Regions from separate parts of the Homo sapiens genome. Here region 2 is linked to region 1. A link is an interaction called in ENCODE POLR2A ChIA-PET data of the cell type or tissue named here. Cell type or tissue: CD4-positive, alpha-beta T cell. All regions are shown on one strand. Each heading gives the region's core, and the rest is flanking DNA. Links, peaks and the distances in the headings are about the cores only.

Region 1 (7,989 bases), core at 1,799-5,798:
TGAGGGGAGATCATGTCTGGTTTTCCGACTCCAGCACTTGACAAGATGGGGATATGGTTTATAAGACAGAGAACACAGGAAAAAACTAGGTGTCAGGAGTGGACTACAGGAGGAGATGAGTCTGACCTGCCTCTGAGACAGCTAAGATGAGATGCCCAGAGGGCAGGTGGAGGTGCATCTGGAGTCCAGGAGAAGGGTCTGGGGAAGGTGATATGGTTTAGAGTCAGTAAACCATGGCCAGGGGGCTGGCAGCCTGTTTTGCAAATAAAGCATTATTGAAACACAGTCAAGCCCATTCATTCTGATTTATTTATTTATTTAGTTAGTTAGTTAGTTAGTTAAGAGATAGGGTCTTGCTCTATCACTTAGGGCGGAATGCAGTGGTATGATCATGGCTCACTGTAACTTGAACTCTTGGGCTCAAAAGATTCTCCTGCCTCAACCTCTCAAGTAGCTAGGACTGCAGACATGCACCACCACACCTGGCTAATTTTTTATTTTTAGTTTTTGTAGAGATGGGGTCTCCCTATGTTGTCCAGGCTGGTCCTCAACTCCTAACCTCAAGCAATCCTCCCACCTTGGCCTCCCAAAGTGCTGGGATTATAGGCATGAACTACTGTGCCCAACTCCATTTCTGTATTCCTTATGCCTGCTTTCATAATACAGCAGCAGAGTTGAGTATTTGCAACAGAGACTGTATGGCCCACAAAGCCATGTGGCCCTTTCAGAAAAAGTCTGCCAACCCCTGGGTTAGAGAGTCATCAGCCCAAAGGTGGTACACAGGAGTGGGATATTTACATGTCCCACCCACACTCAAGGGGAAGGGATTATTCAGGGTTTGTACACCAGGGAATGGGAATCTTAACCTTAGGGGAACTTCTGGCCAGCAGGTCTCCTATATCAATCAGGTTAAGATTTTTTTAACTAGGAAGATAATATGTGCCCATTAAAGGAAGCCAGCACCACAAAACAGAGGGGAAAAACTTCTGGCCCCCTTAGCTTAAGCTGTGGGTCATCTGCACAGCACAGCCGCACATTAGAACTGTGCTTATGCCTTCCATTTAATAAATCAAGAGAAAGTAAGTTATTTTTTAAAAAGCATTTGTTTATTTATTTATTTAATTTTTTTTTTTTTGAGATGGACTCTCACTCAGCCGCCCAAGCTGGAGTGCAGTGGCTCAATCTCAGCTCACTGCAATCACCGTCTCCCGGGTTCAAGTGATTCTCCCATCTCAGCCTCTGGAGTAGCTGGGATTATAGGCACCTGCCATCTTGCACGGCTAATTTTTGTATTTTAGTAGAGATGGCATTTCATCATGTTGGCCAGGCTGGTCTTGAACTCCTGACCTCAGGTGATCTGCCCGCCTCGGCCTCCCAAAGTGCTAGGATTACAGGCATGAGCCACTGTGCCTGGCCAAAAAAGCATTTAATAAAGAAAAAATATTAAATTAATGGAAAAATCAAAACTGTAATAAAAGACAAGATAAAAAGAGGGCAACAGTGGCTCACGCCTGTCATCACAGCACTTTGGGAGGCCAAGAAAGAGGATCACTTGAGGCCAGGAATTCAAGACCAGCCTGGACAACATAGTGAGACCTCATCTTTACAAAAAATTTTAAAATGAGCCGGGTGTGGTGGTACGTCCCTGTAGTCTCAGCTTGGGAGGCTGAGGTGGGAAGATCACTTGAGCCCAGGAGTTTGAGGCTACAGTAAGTCATGATTTTGCCACTGCACTCCAGCCTGAATGACAGTGAGACCCTGTCTCAAAAAAAAAAAAAAAAGCAAGAAGCAACTATAAAGTTTAAAGTGACAAGAAGAAACAAAAAATATGATTGAGGGCTGAGCATGGTGGCTCACACCGGTAATATCAGCACTTTCGGAGGCTGTGGAGGGCAGATCACGTGAGGTCAGGAGTTCGAGAGCAGCCTGGCCAACATGGTGAAACCCCGTCTCTACTAAAATCCAAAAATTAGCTGGGTGTGATGGTGTGTGCCTGTAATCCCAGCTACTCGGGAGGCAGAGGCAAGAGAATGACTTGACCCTGGGAGGTGGAAGTTGCAGCGAGCCGAGATTGTGCCACTGCACTTCAGCCTGGGTGACAGAGTGAGACTCTGTCTCAAAAAAAAAAAAAATATATATATATATGTATATATGATAAATATACATATGTATATATGATATATATGTATATGTGATATATATATGTGATTGAGGACAAAAAGGTTAAGTGAAATAAAATAAAGATGTATAAAATAGGAAGAAAAGACAAAGCATGCTAAGAACAATTAAACTGCCAAATCAGTACAAGTTAAAAGACTTGAAGACTTGAAGGATTAAAGGACCAAGGAACTTTCAAAGCTAAAATAAAATGTAAAAAACTAAGAAGTAAAGAACTGTAGTAAATGTGTTTAAATCTGGAGCAAGAACAAATTGAAAAGCTTACCAATGCCATGCTAAGTCAGCCAGTGATTCAAACGGAAGCAACTGTAAAATCCAACATACCTGCCTGAGTATCTTTCTCAACCAGTGTTCCGCGTCTGAACCATGGAATACAGAATATTATTTGGGTGACTGTTTTCTCAATTCCCCCAAGGTACATAACCAGTTCCATTTAAATGCAAAGGAGAGAAGTTAATTTATTGCACATAGTGCCTTGGATGCTGAGAGCATTAGGGCTTCCTTCTCACCAAACTGGCTGATCTATGTCAAAAAGTGTGCAACTAAGAAAGGGTCTGTCTATTTGGCATTGAGTTCTGTGAGGCCTTTGAGAGACAAGTTTTGGACAAGAGGTGGAAACAGAAGTAAGATTCCTGGGACATTCTCCCTCTTCAAGAGCTGCTCAATCAAGTGATGACTGACTAAAGCACAAGTCACTTTGGATCATTTACTGGAAATAATAAAGCCATCAACAGATGTCTTGATTTCACCCAGAAGAATTCAGAGGGGTAGCAGAGAACGTTCAGTTATTTGATTTTACTCCCTATAAGCCTGCTGGCCAAAGGCACAGGAAGGATTTGTAAGTTGGTGCCTTAAAAAAAAGAAAAAAAAAAAAAAGGCCGGGCGCGGTGGCTCACGCCTGTAATCCCACCACTTTGGGAGGCCAAGGCAGGCCGATCACGAGTTCAGGAGATCGAGACCATCCTGGCTAACACGGTGAAACCCCGTCTCTACTAAAAAAAAAAAAAAAATTAGCCAGGCATGGTGGCGGGTGCCTGTAGTCCCAGCTACTTAGGAGGCTGAGGCAGGAGAATCACTTGAACCCGGGAGGCAGAGATTGCAGCGAGCCGAGATTGCACCACTGCACTCCAGCCTGGGCGACAGAGTGAGACTCTGTCTAAAAAATAAAAAAATAAAAAATAAAGCTCTTCCAAATTCACTCTGCAATGAGCCAAAGCTGTCTTGTGAGTGAGGACTGATTGATTGCAGTCTCCAGATGCTCCTTTTTTTCTTCCCCTCCAGCATTATATAAGTGAAAAAGCAAATGATTGCTAGTTTCACATGATTGTATTCATCCTAGCCAAGGGACTCCTACAAAAGCTGAGTTAAACTTCCTCAACTCTGGAATAATACAACAGGACTCAGTACCCACCAGAAGATAACTGTGTTAAAAAAAAATCAAGCTAAATTCTGCATGGATATGGTTGATCACTCTTCCCTTGAAAAACTACCTGCTCCCTTATTGTATTCATTATCTACTGCTGTGTAACCAATTACTCCAAAACTTTAGTGCCTTAAAACAACAAAGAGTTGGCCGGGCACGGGGGGTCATGCCTGTAATCCTAGCACTTTGGGAGGCTGAGGCAGGTGGATGGATCACCTGAGGCCAGGAGTTCAAGACCAGCCTGACCAACAAGGTGAAACCCCATCTCTACTAAAAATACAAAAATTAGCTGGGCGTGGTGGCAGGCACCTGTAGTCCCAGCTACTCGGGAGGCTGAGACAGGAGAATTGCTTGAACCCAGGAGGCAGAGGTTGCAGTGAGCTGAGATCGTGCCACTGCACTCCAGCCTGGGCGATGGAGCAAGACTCTGTCTCAAAAACAACAACAGCAACGATAACAACAACAACAACAACAACAACAAAGAGTTATTATCTCACAGTTTCTGTGGGTCAGGAATTCCAGAACGACTTAGCAGGGTGATTCTGGTTCAAAGTCTGTCGTGTAGTTACAGTCACTTTGAAGGCTTGACTGGGGCTGGGGTCCTACCAACATGGCTCTTCACATGGCTTTTGGCTGGATGCCTCAGTTCCTCATGATGTGAATGTCTCCAAACGCTATTTGTGCCATGACACTGCAGTAACATCCCCCAGCAAGAAAGAGGCAGGATTTGCAGTGCTTTTAATGACCTAGTCTCCAAATTCACACATTGTCACTTCCACTTTATACTTTTTTTTTTTTTTTTTTGAGACGGAGTCTTGCTCTGTGGCCCAGGCTGGAGTGCAGTGGCTTGATGTCGGCTCACTGCAACCTCCACCTCACAGGTTCAAGCAATGCTCATGCCTCAGCCTCTCAAGCAGCTGGAATTACAGGCGCGTGCCACCACAACCAGCTAACTTTTGTATTTTTAGTAGAGACGGGGTTTTACCATGTTGCCCAGGTTGGTCTCAAACTCCTGGCCTCAAGTGATCTGCCTGCCTCGGCCTCCCAAAGTGTTGGGATTACAGGCGTGAGCCACCGCACTCAGCCCACTTTATTCTATTCATTAGAAGTGAGTCACTAAGTCTAGCCCACACTTAAGAGGAAGAGATTTAGATACCACCTTTTAAAGGGAGGGATAGCAAAGAATTTGTGCACATATTTTAAAACTCCCATGCCTGTCTTCCGCAGCAAGACAGCTCCCCTGGTTGTCTTCCTATGTCTCTGGCTACTCCTTCTCAGGGTCCATCAGTGGTTCCTTGTATTCTTTCTGCTTCCTGAATGTTGGTTTTCTGGGGCTTCTCCTGTTCTCACTCCATATGTTTGCTCTGGGCTACCCTCTACTCCTCTGTACCATCTTTGGGCTGATGGTTCTCATGATTATGTTATGTTACTTGACAAAGGCGAAAGAATTCTGCAGATGTATTGAAGGTCCCAAATCAGCTGACTTTGAGCTAATCAAAAGGGAGATTATCCTGGATGGACCTGACCTAACTAGGTGAGTCCTTAAAAGAGACAAGGCCTGTATTAGTCCATTTTGCTTTCTTATAAAGGTATACCTGAGACTGTGTAATTTATAAAGAAAAGAGGTTTATTTCACTCACAGTTCTGCAGGCTGTACAAGAATGGCACCAGCAAATGCTAAACTTCTGGTGAGGCCTCAGGAACCTTTTATTCATGGTAGAAGGCACAGGGGGAGCAGATTTGTCACATGGCAAGAGAGGGAGCAAGAGAGAGATGTGGAAGATTGAAGACAGGTTTTTTTGTTTTTGTTTTTTGTTTTTTGTTTTTTTTTTGAGACAGGATCTTGCTCTGTCCACCAGGCTGGAATGCAGTGGCACAATCACAGCTCACTGCAACCTCCTGGGCTCAAGCAATCCTTCTGGGCTCAAGTGATTCTCCCAACCTCAGCCTCTTGAGGCAGGACTACAGACTTGTGCCCCCATGCCTAACTAATTTGTTGAATTTTTAGTAGAGATGAGATTTCACTATGTTTCCCAGGCTAGTCTCGAACTCCTGAGCTCAAGCAATCCTCCCACCTTGGCCTCCCAAACTGTTGGAATTACAGGCATAAGTCACTGTGCTGGGTCCCCAGACTCTTTTTAACTAGATCTCATGTGAACACATTACCCCGGGGCAAGGTGGGTGGGGAAGGGATAACCAATACATTCATGAGGGATCTGCTCCCATGATCCAAACACCTTCCACCAGGCCCCACCTCCAACACTGGGGATCATATTTCAGCATGAGTTTTAAAGAGGACACACATTCAAACACTATCAGGGCCCATCTTAAAGTCAGAGATTTGAAGAGAAAGAGATTCCGAAATGAAAGAGATTCTTCTGCTGGCCTTGAAGAAGTAGGTTACCATGTTCAAAGGGCCATTGGAGAGGGCTGCATGGCAAAGACCAGAGAGTAACTTCTAGTTGTTGAAAGCAGTTCCCAGCTAACAGCTAGCAAGGAAATGGGAACCTCAGGTATGCAACTGCAAGAAAATGAACTCTCCCAACAACCCGAGGGAGCTTAGAAATAAACCTTTCCATAGCTAAGCCTCCAGATGAAGACAAACCCAGCTGCCACCTTGATTTCAGCCTGGTGGGACCATGAGCTAGGGACCCAGCTAAAACATGCCAGACTCCTGACTCACAGAAACTGTGAGATCATAAATCTATATTGTTTTAAGGCACTAAACTTTTGGTATTTTATTATACAACAATTAAAAACTAATATATCATGTGATATCTCACTAATAACCTTGTTGAACTGCTGAAATAGATGTGATTTTTTCTCTCATTCTGTTGAATTTCTCTCTGAGGAGGTACAGCCTATAATCTCCATTCAATAAACCCACTGGACATTGGCAAACCCTTATTCACATCACCATGTATTGGGAAGGGAAGCTAGGTAAGAAGTTCTCTTTGGGGAAGGATTGTCAACAGAAAAATGGCTAAAGTTAACAAATATACAAAAACATGTGGTCTTGAGTTCTTCCAATAAGACTCCTTGGAAGGAAGGAAGGTTGAAGAACCAAAAGTTGGTGTCATGATTACATTTTCCCAAAATGCACAAAACAATGTTACCCATCCCATGTGATTGTTGGGCTCTGAAACCAAGATTCCAAAATATGGCCTTTTGACATGCTGAACTGTATTAGTCCCTTCTCACGCTGCTAATAAAGACATACCTGAGACTGGGTAATTTATAAAGGAAGAGGTTTAATTGACTCACAGTTCTGCAGAGCTGGGGAGGCCTCAGGAAACTCACGATCATGGTGGAAGGGGAAGCAAACACAAGTTCTTCTTCACTTGACAGCAGCAAGGAGAAGTGCAGAGCTAAGGTGGGGAAAAGCCCCTTATAAAACCATCAGATCTCGTAAGAGCTCGCTCACTATCACAAGAACAGCGTGGAGGTAACTGCCCCCATGATTCAATTACCTCCCACCAGGTTCTTCCAATAACACATGGGGATTATGGGAACTACAATTCAAGAGGAGATTTAGGTGGGGACAGAGCCAAATCATATCATGAATGAAGAAGAAACCTCAAGGTCTCTCTGACCTCCCCCTCACTGACTCTCCCAAATCCAGGATGAAGTTGTTCTCTGAAGTTCCTTTATCTGCCCAAAATCCAGACCCACAAAGGAGAACAATTGTTTTTTCTTCCCCTCCCTGCAGGACTAAGACAAGTTAATCTCTGTTCTGGCATCCATGCATTCTCCCTAGTAATCCTTTATTGCCCCTCAGCAGAATTCCTCTTCTCCCGCTCCCATAGTCTGTTTTGCCAGGATGATATATAAACTTCCAAACTCCACTGGGAAGTGAGCAATCACCCTGTGGTTCTCCCCACATACACATTAATGATACATGTGTATGCCTTTTCTCCAATTAATCTGCCTTTTCTAAGTTGATTTTTCAGCGAAACTTCAGAGGGCAGAGGGGAAGTATTCCTTGAAAGGAAGTGACTTGAACCCTCTCCACATTGAGAGGCAAGCCTCTTCCCTTGAAACTGGGTAGACTTGTGACAGAAGTAACACGATGTGACTTCCAAGGAGATAGGTTGCTGGCAGTGTGGAAAAAAACAAGCTGTTTTGCCCCTGCTCTCACACCACAATCAATCAACACAGAAAACTGTGACCAAATGTGTGTAGGTTTTACCCCACACACCAATAAGCAAGCAATCAATTCTGCAGCAGACACACCAGCTGGGTGTCCTCTAAGTCTACCTGGAGATGGTGTCAGATCCCACAGGTTGAGGGTTCAGTGCTAGAAGACTGCCCCCGACTTCAGATGCCAATCACAAGCTCCAGGTATGTTTTACCTGTGCTTCTGACTGATCAGATGTAAACTGGGGTTT
Region 2 (6,420 bases), core at 244-4,243, 94 kb before region 1:
GCTACACCCACCGAACAGGACCTACCTGCTCCTGCTGCTGCCGGGCAAGCTCCATCTGCTGCTGCTGCTTCTCAAACAGCATGGCAGCCATGTTCTTCTGCTCCGAGTGGGCTGTCAGGAGCTGGTCCCGCAGGGTGGACAGCTGGTGAATCATGACCAGAAGCTGGAGCTCCTTCTCTGCTAGGCTCTCTTGGGTCCCTGCTCCACAGTGAAACAGACCCCATTGAGACTTTTTACTTGTTCATCTATACATCCATCCATCTATCCACCCATCCATCAGAAACTTATTGAGCAATTGCTATGTCCCAGGACCATTAGGGGCTGAGCCACAGAGATGATGACACAAGATGCTTGCCTTGAAGGGGGCTCTTCATGTTGCTACCTGGCAACTACTAGCCTAGAAGTTCTCCCCTATTAGCCATGAATTCCAGGCCCCCTGAAAATGCTGACAGTGGGACATGTCAGCCCCAGAGCCCCAGGCCTCTTCAATGTCCTCGAGTGCTCAGCGCCACACAGGGTCAGGGTGGACAACCATCCCATCGGAGGGATCCAGTGGGACACACTCAGGCTTTGAAGCAAGACAGGTCTGGGGTCAAATTCCCATTTCAACCCATCCTGTCTGTGAGCTGTTAGGCAAGTTACCAATTTCTCTGCACTTTAGGGTTTTCAAAATCTTGGTAAGTGGGCATAATAATAATCACCTCAGAGGGTTACTATGAGGGATAAATGAGCTAATAGAGGCCAGGTGTGGTGGCTCACGCCTGTAATCCCAGCACTTTGGGAGGCCGAGACAGGTGGATCACTTGAGGTCAGGAGTTCGAGACCAGCCTGAACAACATGGTAAAACCCCATCTCTACAAAAATGCAAAAATTAGCCGGGTATGGTGGCGCATACCTGTAATCCCAACTACTTGGGAGACTGAGACAGGAGAATCGCTTGAACCCAGGAGGTGAACTTTGCAGTGAGCCGAAATCACACCACTACGCTCCAGCCTGGGCAACAGAGCGAGCTGTCTCTCTCCAAAAAAAAAAAAAAAAAAAAAAAAAGAAGAAGAAGCGCTAATATATGCAAAGCTCTTAGTCCAGGATCTGGCACATGGTCCTCAACCAATAAATGTTAGTGTCCCCCTGACCTCCAGTTTAGCTCCTGTCTGATGCAGCAGTTTATTCCTGAGTGCCTGGCCATAGACCTTTTTTTTTTTTTTTTTTTTTAAAAAAAAAAAAAAAAACAACATCGGAATCACTCATGGATCCTTTGAGAAGTATAGAGGCCCAGGCCCCTACCATACCCTGGGGTTCCCATTCAATAGGTGGGGGTGGAGCCTGGGCATCTGTACGGTTTTAAAGTTCCCTCTGTGGGTGTGATCAATGACAATGCAAAAATGATCATTCTGGCTGGGTGCAGTGGGTGGCTCATGCCTGCAATCCTAGCAATTTGAGATGCCAAGGTGGGAGGACTGTTTAGGCCCAGGGGTTCGAGACCAGCCTGGGCAACATAGTAAGACGTCATCTCTACAAAAAAAATATAAAAATTAGCCTGGCTTGGTGGCAGGTGCCTGTGTTCCCAGCTACTCAGGAGGCTGAGATAGGAGGATCATGCAGGAGGTTGAGGCTGCAGTGAGCCAAGATTGTGCCACTGCACTCCAGCCTGGGCGACACAGGGAGACTGTATCTTAAAAAAAAAAAAAAATCACTCTAAGGAACCCAAGCAGCAGCCCATTAGTAACTACTTTTCACTCACTTAGTGAGGTCCAACTGACCTAGAATTAATTAGAGTGAAAGGGAACTTTCTGCTCATTTTGCGGTTAGACTCGGGAAGTGGCAATGACATGCCTGAAGTCACAAGGGTGCCTGGTGAGAGCCCAGATTCAGAGTCATGGGATTTGATTCCTACCAGGCCTCTCCTGCATGGGATGAGTGAGACCTAATGCTTGGGGCCTCCAGGCGAGGGATGGTGATGACCCCTAAGGCCAGGCAGGAGCCAGATGGCACAGGATAGGTATGTACCAAGAACTGCCCTACAGAGCCAGGCTGCGTGGCCAGACCAGGAGAAGAGAGATGGGGTTCAAACATCTCCCCCACCCCCAACAGGCCTTCACCTTTGACATCTTTGGCTTCCATAGAGTTCCTTCCTAGAAACCTCTCCTTCCAGTCACTGGACAACAGCTTCTCTATGGCTGGCACCACTGGAAGACAGCAAAGGGGTGAGGAATAACCGTCTTAACACCTCCCTGCCTCAGGCCTCTGCTTCTAACTAGGGCAGACATCCTACCTTCTTTCAAATTTCGGTTGAAGTCCAGCTTCTCCTGGCTTCCAGAGGCAGCCTCCGACACTCCTGGTCTCTTGGGTTCTGGGGACCCATTACCCTCTGGAGAGCTACAGTCCTGCAAGACATACTGAATTGTCACCATAACCCCCAAGAGAAGGGGACAGGCTGCAGGGAGGGCTGGGCACCCCAAAGATGTGTACCCTGAGGGATCCCAGCCCTATCCAAGTCCTACTTCTCCACTCACTAGGTCCCTTTGGCCTCCACCTGCCCAAGCTTTGTTTAGGAAAAGAACAGAAGATTTCAAAACAAAAGACCTGGGTTTCAGTCCAGGCTCAGTGACTCACACGATGCTTGATCCCACACAAGTCCCTGAAATGCTCTGAACCTGACTTCCCTCTTTTGAAAATGGAAATATTAATACCTCCTCTGTCACAGGATTGTTGCTGGGATCAAGGGAGTTAATGCATGTGAATGAGATTTGCCATTACAATCAGGGGCCAAAAGTCAGCTATTAGTTATCACTCCCTTGAACATACCCACTACACCAGCTGGGCTGCATAGGGGAGCAGGTAGGGGCTGGCAAAAGTTACTCACACTCCCCACTGCCTGCCTCACTCCTCTTCTCGTCAAAGTCCTCCCCATCCTTTAAGGCCTAGCTTGAGGCTCTACTTCTCCAGGAAGCCTTCCTTGATCACCAGTGCCCCCACCCCCCACCTCCTTCCTCCAGGCTGGATTCTTTCTTAGAGCCCATAACTCTCCTCATTTTCACTTATTTGGATTTTAATTATATATCACCTTTTTACATCTCATATGTGAAATCAGAATTTTTAGGAGCTGCAAGAATCCTTATGAATCATGCAGCTCAATTCTCTTGTTTTTTTAAGGGTCAAGAACCGTATCATCTTTAACAGTGACCTAATTCTTGCTTGTGTAATCAGGTTGATTTTCCCAAATCATCTGAAAAATCTGGTAGATTACTTTAAAGCCAAACTTTAGCATGTGTGTCCCATCTCCCCATCTAGTCCTCAGAAGCAAGGACTGGGTCACACATAGGTGAACTGTCACTATCAAGCGAGTAAGTACAGGCATGAGTCTAGGTCCTGCTCTGATAGGTGACCCCGCTTCCAGCCTCAGACTGAACTTGGCAGTGCCTCCCTGCTTCCCTACATGGCGTCTTACCCCTAGGATCACCACTTCTGCCTGTATCTGCTGCCATCTAGGGGAGTGGGCCTGCCCAGCCGAGCAGAGAGCCCAGGTACAGCGCATGGGTGTGAGGATGGAGGCAGGGCGGGGACACTGACCCAGGAGCCCCTGAAATTCCCCTGGGCTGGAGCTTGGGGGTCAGCACTATCCTGGGAGGCCCGGGCTGGGTCTCCAGGCTGAGGTTCAGCGGCAGTGGCTGAGCCCTGGGGGGCCTCGTGGCAAGGCTCTTTCTTCTCCTCTGACTTGATGGTGCAGTTCACCATGGTGCCAACGCCATCCAGGGCCAGCTGGGCAGAGATGGGGCTCCTCATGGACATCCTGGGGGAGGGACAGAGTGAGCTGAGGTGAGTCCCCAGTCGTAAACTTCTGCCCAGAGGCAGTGACCCTACTGTTTGCTCCCCTGACCCCACCCAAGTGCCTCCTGGTGCCTGTCACATGGGCACACTCACAGAAAGGGCAAGCTTACTTGTGAACCCACAGAAAAATCAGCAAAGCCTCTTGTATCCCTCATGCTTTTTTGTTTTGTTTTTTGCTTTTTAAACAAAAAGTTCTAGAGAAGAGTGGGCCTACCCTTGCGCAGCAGCTGCCTGTGTAATGCTTGGGACTACGGGACTAGTGGACTGACGGCCCAACTAACGAGGCCAGATACTGACTGGCTGTTTCTGAGCCCAACAGAGTTGGAGAGCGACAGCGAGAGAGAGAAAGTGTGTGTGTGTGTGTGTGTGTGTGTGCACGCATGTGTGCATGTGTCTGTGCATGTTTGTATGTATACAAATGCATTTTTTTTTTTTTGAGACAGAGTCTCACTCTGTCACCTAGGCTGGAGTGCAAGGGCACGATCTCGGCTCACTGCAACCTCCGCCTCCCAGGTTCAAGTGATTCTCCTGCCTCAGCCTCCCGAGTAGCTGGAATTACAGGCACACGCCACCACCCCCAACTAATATTTGTATTTTTAGTAGATATGGGGTTTTGCCATGTTGGCCAAGCTGGTCTCCAACTTCTGACCTCAGGTGATCTGCCCGCCTCAGCCTCCCAAAGTGCTGGAATTACAGGCGTAAGCCACCACGCCCAGCCTACAAATGCATTTTTATAATTAGTTACCAATACTTAAAAATCAAGAGATAACACATAAAAATCTAGATTTGAACTTCTAGCTCAATTGTTTTTGTGGTAAAAATTGGCTGGAATTGAGTAATGGGTATTTCTTATGGACAGGCCAGTCTACTTTAGCCTCTACACTCCTACTACTCCTCAAAAAGGAAACCAAGTATTAACTATATAAGACATATATTCTTCTATATATAAGACATATAGTCTTCTTCTTACAGTGGAGATAAGGTAAAAGTAAATGATTTCTTGCTTCATGCATCTATCACACGGGGGGAAATAGCCGGGTATGGTGGTTCATGCCTGTAATCCCAGTTACTCAAGAGGCTGAGGAAGGCACATCACTTGAGGTCAGGTGTTTGAGGCCAGTCTGGACAACCTAATGAGACTCCCATCTCTTTAAAAAAATAAAGGGCGGGGGTGGGGGGAATAACAGACTGAGATGATTGGCTTTACGAAAAATATTTTCCGGTATCTAGCTAGAATCTCTCAGAGTCTGGCCACCATAGGCATCTGAGTTTGCAGTTCCTAGTTTAAGCAGCTGGTATACCTGGCAGACCCTCTTGAGACTCTGCACCTGCTGTTCCTTTCCTGTCACATCACTGCCTGGGACATCTGAGGAGCTGAGCAATCGCAGCATCTCAGGGAGTGGTTTCCAGGGGTCATGCCAGGCTTGGGCGGAGCAGCAGATGCCTATCCTCCAAAGTCACAGAGATGCGCTCTGGGTTCTAGTGGGAACACAGCAGGTTCCAGCTATGCATGGGTCCTGCCTCAGCTACTGACTAGCCAAGTGACCTAGGGCAAGTTGCTTAGCTGCTCTGTACTTCAAGTTTCCTCATCTGTAAAATGAGCATGGTAAGAGTCTCTACACTATAGGATGGCCGTGAGGACTAGGAGTTGATATTTATATGGTACTTAGAATAGTTTGTGGCACCAGTAAGCACCGATCTGGTGTTTTGTTGTTTCCTTGTTTATCACATTTCCAAATAACATCACATGATCTGGTGTTTGTTAAACCACTACTAGTTGGAATGCAGTATAAGGACCAGCAGCTTCAGCATGCCTTGGGGGCTTGTTTGAGAGGCAAAGTCATAAGTCCCTCCCACAAATCAGAATCTCTGGGAGTTAGGCCAGGGATCAGGTTTAACAAGACCTCCAGGTGATTTTGATATGCACTAGTTAGAAAAGCACTGTTAAATACATTTTTTGATTTTTTTTTTTTTGCATGGGGATTAGATGTTTAGGGGAAGTATGTAAGGCTAAAATCAGATATAGTAAAAATATCCCTACAGTAAAAAAATTCCTTAAACCTCCCAGGTGCAGTATGGTATTTAAATACTGCATCAGCTCTGTATGGATGCATTTGGATAGATTGCATCAACTCTGTAAAATGTTTGTTATGTATTATGAAACACGCATTGTATATAATAGAGTACATGTAGAGTATTTTAAATAAGCATTATAATTGAATAAAATATATACAATCAGCCCTCTGTATTTGTAGGTTCCACATCCATGGATTCAACCAACCTCAGATCAAAAATATTTAAAAAAGAAATTTCATCTGTACTGAACAAGTAGACTTGTCATTATTCCCTAGACAATATAGTGCAAAAACTATTTATATATGATTAACATTATATTAGGTATTATAAGTAATCTAGAGGCACAGGGGCTCATGCCTGTAATCTCAACACTTTGAGAGGCTAAGGCAGGAGGATTGCTTGAGGCCAGGAGTATTGTATTTTTTTTGTAGAGACAGGGTCTTGCTATGTTGCCCATTAGCATGAGCAACATAGCAAGACCCTGTCTCTACAAAAGAATACAAAAATTAGCTGGGC

Evidence for each region. ChIA-PET counts read pairs that join two places held together with the same protein. Peaks named below come from ENCODE experiments on the same cell type or tissue, not always from the same donor. Only the 100,000 strongest peaks of a DNase experiment are listed, where the experiment ranks them.
Region 2: POLR2A ChIA-PET joins it to region 1 with 6 read pairs; 4 of 35 experiments call an interaction of 5 or more read pairs at or near these places.

The regions. Positions count from the first base shown.
Region 1 is chr1:204,016,563-204,024,551 of GRCh38, reverse strand. No RefSeq gene overlaps it. Among named protein-coding and RNA genes, the nearest start is that of LINC00303, 21 kb to the left of the region's middle. In CD4-positive, alpha-beta T cell, for the core only: no CTCF peak of the experiment used is centred there; no DNase peak of the experiment used is centred there.
Region 2 is chr1:204,110,285-204,116,704 of GRCh38, reverse strand. It overlaps SOX13 (SRY-box transcription factor 13), which reads right to left. Exons shown (of 14, transcript NM_005686.3): 2 at 3,571-3,790; 3 at 2,273-2,384; 4 at 2,100-2,186; 5 at 26-198. The coding sequence starts at 3,789. Among named protein-coding and RNA genes, the nearest start is that of ERLNC1, 28 kb to the left of the region's middle. In CD4-positive, alpha-beta T cell, for the core only: no CTCF peak of the experiment used is centred there; a DNase peak (open chromatin) is centred at 1,844.